2 separate regions of the Homo sapiens genome follow, and region 2 is linked to region 1. A link is a loop called in an ENCODE intact Hi-C map of the cell type or tissue named here. Cell type or tissue: PC-9. All regions are shown on one strand. Each heading gives the region's core, and the rest is flanking DNA. Links, peaks and the distances in the headings are about the cores only.

Region 1 (4,408 bases), core at 152-4,151:
AATGGCCTCCTTGGGGACTGGGAGTGCCTACAGGGCTCTTTCCCCTGCTTCTTCTACTTTTATATTTTGCTGCACTCTCTCAATCTGGATCTAAAATCTGGATTTTCAGGTTCCCCGGTGAGGATGTGTGTTTGGAGGTGGACTTTCCCCTTCTCACACTTTGGGCATTCACAGTTTTTCAGCTGTCTCATGGAGTTTGCAGTGGCAAGCTGCTTCTTTCAAAGGGTCTGTGAATTCTTTCCATTTTCCTGGTATGTTCCTGTGGTGGTTCATGGAGCAAAAATTTATGATGTGAGTCTCCACATGCTTTTCTGTTTGTCTGAGTGGGAGCTGCAAGTTAGTTCTACTTCTTATCTGCCATTTCTCCCCCAAACCTCTATGCAATTTTTATAAGTATAAAGAGATCCCAAGACCAATACGTTTGAAAACCAATGATGTACAAGGAGAGAGCAAGGACTGAACTCTAGAAATGGTACAATCAAGAGATGTAAAATTTTGCATGACCAATTAATGTTTAACAGATTATATAACTCTGGATATTTTATTCTAAACACTCTTGAAGGAAAATAAGTAAATTCTAAGAGCACTTGAAAATTTTGCCTCCGACCTTTGAAGCAAAACCAGACACAATGCTGAATAATTAATAAAAAGAAAAAAAAAACACAGACAAATGTTTCTACAGAATTATCCTAGCAGGAGAGGAATTGATGTGAGGTGAGTAAATTATCAGGACTGTAATGGCACAGCCTTTAACTAGTGAGCTTTGAAACTTCCTAAAAAATTTCTGCTTTTATTTTATTTATTTAAAAAAGGCGGAAATTTGTCTGAAATTGCAATATTGCTAAATGTCTTAGTCAGCTTAGGCTTCTATAACAAAGTACCATAGACTGGGTGGCTTACAAACAACAGGAATTTATTTCTCCTGATTCTGGAGGCCTTGATGTCTGATATCAGGGTGCTAGCATGATCAGGTTCTGATGAAAGCTGTCTTCTGGGCCACAGACTGCCAACTTCTCATTGTATCTTCACCTGGTAGAAAGGCAGCTAAGTAGCTCTCTGACCTCTTAGAGTAAGGGCACTAATCCCATTCATGAGGGCTCCATCCTCATTACCTAAATACCTTCCAAAGTCTCTGCCTCCTAATATTGTCACATTGGGTGTTAGGAATTCAACATATAATGCATTCCTTAAAATAACATTTATTATTTGTTTCATATTGCAAAAGGAATATGTGTTCATGGTAGAAACTATAGAAAGCATGGAGAAGCAAAAAGAATTAAATAAAAATCACAGGCGAGTTCTTCTCATGAAGATTACCCACCCTATTAACATTTTGATAGTATCCTTTCAGTTTTCTTGACATGTAGATATATATCTATATTTTTTCTTTTGCAAAAAGATCATACTATACATACTGTTTTATACAGCGCTTGTTTTCCCTGGCAGTGTTTCATAAACATCTTTCTTTCAAGTATACATTTTATTAATATTCATATTATCTGAAGGTCTCCACATATTTTTATTGCCCTTATCTTAGATTATGAGAATGTATTGTGATGACTTGAAGGTTATATTACTCAGGGTTCTTGGTTGCAAATAACAGGAAATAACTGGCCACATTTTATAGGAAAAGAGTCTACTGGAAGTATTGGCAGCTCCAAGGATGCGGGGAGAATGGGGCCAACCAAGCTCAGAAAATGGAAAACAAATGCCCACTACAATGAAGCATTAGAATATTCTACCTAAATATGTGCACATTTAAAAATCAGCCCTACCTGCTTGACTCTGCAGAATGTATTCTCCTTACTTAGATTAGAGCTAACAGAGAATAGATACAGGCTAAAGGCCAGAATGGTAAAAAAAAAAGATGAACAACCCAGACACTGATATAAATTGGAAGGGCTCCTGCAGCTTGGAACCAGAGGGGTTATTATGTAATGAGAATAGCACACTGAAGATCCTTCAGCTTGCTGTGCCATGAGTCACATACAGGACAGGCAGGTTTGCATTTTTCACTTATTGCTGTTTTTGCAGCACACGATTTTGTTATTTATTTGAATGATGGGAAAGACCACAGTGGACTGCCCTGAGGGTTGTGATAGTGAGCTGGAAATAAGGGCTGGATGACCTGAATGTGAAATGCTGAGTATGTGTGGATGTGGAACAACAGAGGAGGTGAAGCCAGGACTTGAAGAAACCCTAAAGATTTAAGGGCTGTGCTATACCATCGTGGCAAATCAAGCCCTTTCATCTCCCTCTCCCCTCCCCTACCCCTAAATTGCTAAGCCTGTGACCATGTGTTAGCCTGACTGATATAACAGCTTGAAACTAGGCCATTTGAAATATAAGATGAATTCTTGGGGATAGGCGAAAAAATATGCCATTTTGAAAAGCCGACTTCTACTAAAATCATTGCATAATGGCATTCAGCAGCATTAAAAATGACATGGAGAAGAAATAGTGCTTCGAGAATAGAATTGCTCTTAGCTTTCTTTAGTGTTCTCAGGAGTTTTTCCAGATAAATGTACTCTTGGTGGATTCGGTAAAACTGAATATCCAACAACTGTTATAACTGGGAGAGGCTGTGCTCCATACGGCACTGGGCTGTGAGTGGTGCCAAAAAAATATTAGTCTCTGTTCTCCTCCATACCCTCTCATCCCCATAAAAGAAAAAAGCCCTTAGTGATGCTTAGTTCTTAAAATGTGATCTTGCTGAGAAAATTAGTGTCCCAGTCTGCACAAATTTAAAAAAATCCTTGTGTTTTCTCAGAAAATAAGAATTTCAAAATGTTGGCAATAGGAGAGGTCAAGGAATAGGAAGTAAATGGAGAAAGAAAAAAGAGGAATCTCACATGTGTGAAGAACCTACCAGTATTTGTTACTTTGCACATGTCTTCTCAGTTAATGCTCCCAACTACTCTGTAAGTGGCTTAATTAATATTTCCATTTACAGAAGAGTTAACCGAGACTCAGAGAGGATAAAAGATTTGCCCCTGACCACAGATGCTAAATAGAATAAATCAAATTCAAATTGCAGTTTTTTTTCCATTTCAAACTGTTTCCATCGTAATTCTTGAAGGCAAGGAAAAGGGAAGAGCTGAAGGACATTTCAGTGATGGGGACAGGAGAGAAGAAAAAACAAGGCTGTTTTATATTTGTTGATGTTGATGTCTATGTTTGTAATTGATCACAATAAAATACATATACAATTATAAAAATGTGATTTAATGTAAAGAACTGATTATTAACTCAATTTAAAGATACAGTAGCTTACCACTGATTAATATGAAAGCTCTGTCTGTTCCTTACATATCCAACTTGTATTATCAGAAGCATTTTTGTGATGTCATTTTAATATATGATAAGTTTCATAATGGCTCTGTCATCTATCCATCCATCCATCCATCCATCCATCCATCCATCCATTCATCCATCCATCTTTCCTCATATGTATATCTTACATCTATAATACACACACACACATAAATATATATTCAAAAAGATTTTAATTATTGGGACATCTTTAGGTTTTTACATTATTCAATAATATTTTCTTATGAAAATATTTGTTCATTGAACAAAAGTATAAACATGTGATGAAAATAAAAATTAGTCAAATCTTACACATTTCACCCAGTCATACCCAATGGTTCTGTTTTATATAACTAAAGTACAATGTCAGAAGCCAGGAAATTAACATTGGTACAATGAGTGTATATAGTTCTATGTCATCAGAAGCCAGGAAATTGACATTGGTACAATGAGTATATATAGTTTTATGTCATTTTTATCACCTGTATATATTTGTATAACCACACAATAATAATTATATATGTATATTCTAAAAATGGAAACAACTCTGTATAATCTGCTTTATAACTTTTTTCCATTTAACAATATACTGTATGGAGTACATTTTTCAATATAATTACTATCTGTCCTACAATGATAACATTTTTACGTCTGTCTTGTATTCCATTGTATACACATGCGTCTTTGTATGTGCATCTGGGATAATTTCTTTAAAATAAGTAAAATCAGGTGGCCAATGGTTATGGACATTTTAAAGGTACTTGCTGCATACTACTGAATCACCCCTTGAAATTTATCAATTAATACTAATGTGAGCCAAAATGAATAATAATGTTCATTAACCAGTGACTTGGCCAACATCTGTATTAACATTAAAAGAAATCAATGTCTATTTGATAGGAGAAAAGTATTAATTTATTGGGCTTTAATTTACATATATTTAATTTCTTGTAAGGTTGGACCCTTCTTATGTTTTTTGAACATTTATATGTCCTTCTTATAAATTCTTCTATACTTTAGTCAAATTTTTCTATGGAGGATTTTTCCTTTATTTATTTGTAAATGTCCTTTATGCATGAAGGGTATTATTCCATTG
Region 2 (4,408 bases), core at 134-4,133, 110 kb before region 1:
TGAAAATATCCAAAATCTTCATCTCTAGAGAAATAAATATATTTTGATATAGTTATAATGGAAAATGATATAACTACTTAGAATATAAGTCAACCTAAATGTATTGATCTGGAGGGGTGTGCATGATATATTCTGAATGAAAAAAATACAAATTATTGAATAGTGTATGGTAATTTTTATATTTTATTTTATTTTCATTATTATTATTTTTTGAGACAGAATTTCACTCTTGTTGCCCAGGCTGGAGTGCAATGGTGCCATCTTGGCTCACCATAACCTCCATCTCCCAGGTTCAAGCAGTTCTCCTGTCTCAGCCTCCTGAGTATCTGGGATTACAGGCATGCGCCACCACGCCCGGCTAATTTTATACTTTTAGTAGAGACAGGGTTTTTCCATGTTGGTCAGGCTGGTCTTGAACTCCCAACCTCAGGTGATCCTCCTGCCTCGGCCTCCCAAAGTGCTGGGATTACAGGCGTGAGCCACTGCACCTGGCCTGAATAGTATATAGTATTTTTTATAAAAAGGAGGAAAACCTTTCTGTATAATTATAAATGTTTGTATGGAAAAAAGGTGTGAAAGAATCCACACCAAACATGACCCAGAGAATCTAGTGAGTATATATTTCCACAGTATGTGCTATTTTTATAATTAATTTTATTATATATAATTATAAAATTATAAATAATTTTAAAATTAAAAAACCCAGTAAAGTAAGTTCATTCACAAAAAATTCATGCAAGTAATGCGTAAAAAAAACCTGTTTTTTCCTTCTACTATACTCTTACAACACAGAACACTTCTGTGACCAGATGTGTGGGGCTTTTCCACACATACCAAGCAAGTAATCAGTTCTGCAGCAGACACCAGCTGGGTGTCTTCTAATTCAATTCGATTCTGGCAGTATCCACTTGGAGGTAGCATCAGGTCTCACAGGTTGAGGGCCTGGTCCCCAAGACTGACCCTCACTTTAGGAGCCTGTCATAAGTCTGGGCTTCAGGAACTTCTGACCCACTGGCTATAAACTCGGATTTCCAGGGCCCCTCCTCCAGTTTGATAAATTTGCTAAAGCAGCTCCCAGAACTCAGGGAAACACTTTACTTATGTTTGCCTGTTTATTTCAAAGGATAATTTAAAGGATACAAACAAATAGCCAGATAAAGAGAAAAGTGCAAGGTCTAGAAGGTTCCTGAGTGCAGAAACTTCTGTCCTTATGGAGTTGGGGGTGCACCTCCCTCCTCACGTGTGGATGAGTGCTTGCTTGCCAATGTGGAAACCCCCTGAGGGCAGTAGGACTGAAGGTTCCAATCCTCCAATCTCACAGTTGGTTCCCTTGGCAACCAGCCCCCATCCTGAGGTAATCTAGGGGCTCCCAACCACCAGTCATCTCATTAGAACACAAAATATACTATTTTTCTTTTTTTTTTTTCCGAGACAGGATACTCTGTTGCCCAGGCTGGAGCACAGTGGCATGACCACAGCTCGCTGCAGCCTTGACCTCCTAGATCAAGTGATCCTCCTACCTCAGCCTCCCGAGTAGTTGGGACTGCTGGCGAGCAGTCACCACACCTGGCTAACAAAAGATACTCTTATCTCTTGGGAATTCTAAGGATTTTGAATGCTTAAGTCAGGAAATGGGGAAGAAGACCAAATATGCATTTCATAATATCACACAAGGAAACATGGGGAAGTAATAGAAGCCTGAAGTAAAACTAGTTGGGGAAACTACATTTATTATTGGAGTATATAGTCTGTTTGACTTGATTCCAATGTTTCCATTCCAACCATCCTTTGCCTTTTTGTCCTTTATCTAATTGTCCTTTGTTGAATAAAATTGTTACATGAATAATATGGTTGAGTGATATCAGTGCCCCTGAAAAAAAATCACCTGAAGAACATTACACTGTGGTTCCATTGAAGTTAAGCATGTGAGTAAATTAGTAGTTTAAGAGCGGTGAGCCACCAATTCAGCAAATTTAACATTTGGCAACTATGATTTATGTTGTGGGGATGAGGCAGAGATGTTTTTATGTGTCCTGTGTTTATTTAACCTAACATTTTTTTGAGGGGTGCACAATTATGATGTACACAGAAAGGACAAAGTGAAAACAAATGTTTGTGTGGTTGGGCTTGTCCTTCTGGCTAAACCAGTCCACAGACCAACACACACCTAAGACGCCTCCTGTTTCTATGGAGGCAGGGTGCTATAGGAGATAGAGGTGAAAACAAACAATGAAAATGAAAGAAAAAGCCTCGGCTTCAGGGTGGGAGAAGCAGGGATTTGAATGACAGTTCACTTAAGAGTATACCATGTGTAACTTCTCTAAGCCCCCTTTTCTTCATGCTGAGGGGATTGTGAGGTTTGCTGTGTTTTAAAAAGACTGCACCGTGCCTGACATGTATTAGGGTCATTGAACATATTAACTTGTCTTCCTTCCTGGTTGCAATGTCATATTTTTACCTGCCCAACAGCATCCTGGTATTTTTATTTTGGAAATCCCAGTATTAGGAGTGACATTGGCTCAGAAACAAAGGGATTTATCAGCCACATTAGGCGACTTTCCATATTTCAGCTATGTTTGACATCTCTGCTCCTCTCAGTAAACTGGAACTTCCCATCATGAAGTTGGTTTTCCTCTGCCCCCGCTTCTGCCTTTTTTCGTTGTGCCGTACAGTTTTAGCAGGATAAGATCCTTAAGTCTGCATTTGTGATAAAGGAGGCAGCAGCTTCTACCAAAGTGGCTTTCTCTATGTGTGTTGAGTCTGCCTGACTGATAAATAACAGATCAGAAACAGCGAGTGGCCTTTGAAATTGAAGCGCTGACTATAGTGGGGAAAATGAAAGGATCTTATGTTTTTGATCAAAGGATGATATCTTCCAGCTTGGAAAAGGGGGTTATTCTGCCTGCCAAGGCCTATGATACTCTGTTACTTACTTACCCTAGGGAAGAAGATTCAATTTCATAGCTATTATATTGCTTCATAGTTTAAAAATAAAAATATATTTATAGCTATACAACTTTTTCAGCCATTTTACTTTCCCTTTCTAACTCCTGTCTTCCAATCTGGCCGCCAGGTAAATTGCTTTGTGATTCTTAACCTAAATGGCAATTAAACAATCCTCTGGATCCTGGATCTTACTGAATATTCACTACTAAAGAGATGACAACATTTCAATGAAGGGGGGAATTAAAGGAAGACAAGGATGCCGTGTTGACTGTAGGTACTTAATGGGAAAATCTCTGGTGTCATTCTGGAGGACATGGTTTCGTGTTAGTAATAAAACTGGCTGAGGGAAAGGTGTGGGTGTGGATAGGTCAAGGGCAGGGCCAAAGTGAGTCTATGATCACTGTGTTAACCCATGGGTGTCTGAATCTGAGGAGAGATTCAACAGAGTGAAGAGAAAGGGGAAGGTCTGAAAGGGGTCTGAGGTACTAGACTGGAAAGAAGACTGGATATGAGGACTGCAAGATTGAAAATTAGAGAAGAGATGGACAGACAGAAGACAACCAGGGATTAATTCCCAAACGAAGACTATATTCTATTCTGAGTAGCTTAAGTACTTTGTGGGGGAAGATGTTAAATCCTATTGATATCAAATTATGCTAGTTTCTGGCTTACCAATCATGAATGCTGAATCTGCATGCACCCAACATACTTGTGCGAGTGTATACATACATTACATATATAAATAGACACTCATAGAGATTTATATTGTCTTATTTCAATATAGATCTGGCTTCTACTTGTCAGTCCTGTTATTTGTTCCTTCAAACTACCTAAGATAAACCAAACAACAGGTAATTTATGTTTCTCCTTAAATGCTTAATCTCCATACATATTATCAGTTTACTCTCACTCATCCTACCAGTGACTGCACTGTCCAGTATGGCAGACACTGAGCACTTGAAATATGGCTAGTCTAAATGGAGATATACTCTAAGTCTAAAATGTATGATGAATTTCTAAGACATAAAGGACATGTAAAAGATTGTCAAAATTGATATGTGATATAATATTGAAATTATATTTTTGACAGGATTGGCTTAATTATAATTTTACCTGTTTCTTTTTGTGATTTAAATGTGGCTGTTAGAAAATTTAAAATTAATAATATGCCTCACATCGCGGCTCATGTTGTATTTCTATCGATCAGCACTTTCGAAGACCTTCTCACTTCTTCCTTCAAGTAAAAAAATTGGAAAGACCCAGAGTGAGTTCCCTGATGGCTTACCCCAGTTTTCATGTTGACATGCCATCTACCTATATCTATCCTCTCATAGACAGTATCATGGAGTGGTTAAGAGCTCAGTGCTAGAAGTAGATTGCCTGGCTTCAAGCTCTGCATTTGTCACTTACTACCTGTCTGGCCTTGGGCAAGTTGCTTTATCTCTGAGAGATATATCATCTG

The links. Hi-C counts contacts between places; a loop is a spot of excess contacts. Peaks named below come from ENCODE experiments on the same cell type or tissue, not always from the same donor. Only the 100,000 strongest peaks of a DNase experiment are listed, where the experiment ranks them.
Region 2: a loop joins it to region 1, with 5 times the contacts of the local background. A loop is called at or near these places in 1 of 110 quality-filtered maps.

The regions. Positions count from the first base shown.
Region 1 is chr3:23,015,575-23,019,982 of GRCh38, reverse strand. No RefSeq gene overlaps it. Among named protein-coding and RNA genes, the nearest start is that of UBE2E2-DT, 190 kb to the left of the region's middle. In PC-9, for the core only: no CTCF peak of the experiment used is centred there; a DNase peak (open chromatin) is centred at 2,012; H3K4me3 peaks cover 559 bases; H3K27ac peaks cover 385 bases.
Region 2 is chr3:23,127,756-23,132,163 of GRCh38, reverse strand. No RefSeq gene overlaps it. Among named protein-coding and RNA genes, the nearest start is that of UBE2E2-DT, 73 kb to the left of the region's middle. In PC-9, for the core only: no CTCF peak of the experiment used is centred there; a DNase peak (open chromatin) is centred at 2,103; H3K4me3 peaks cover 982 bases; H3K27ac peaks cover 585 bases.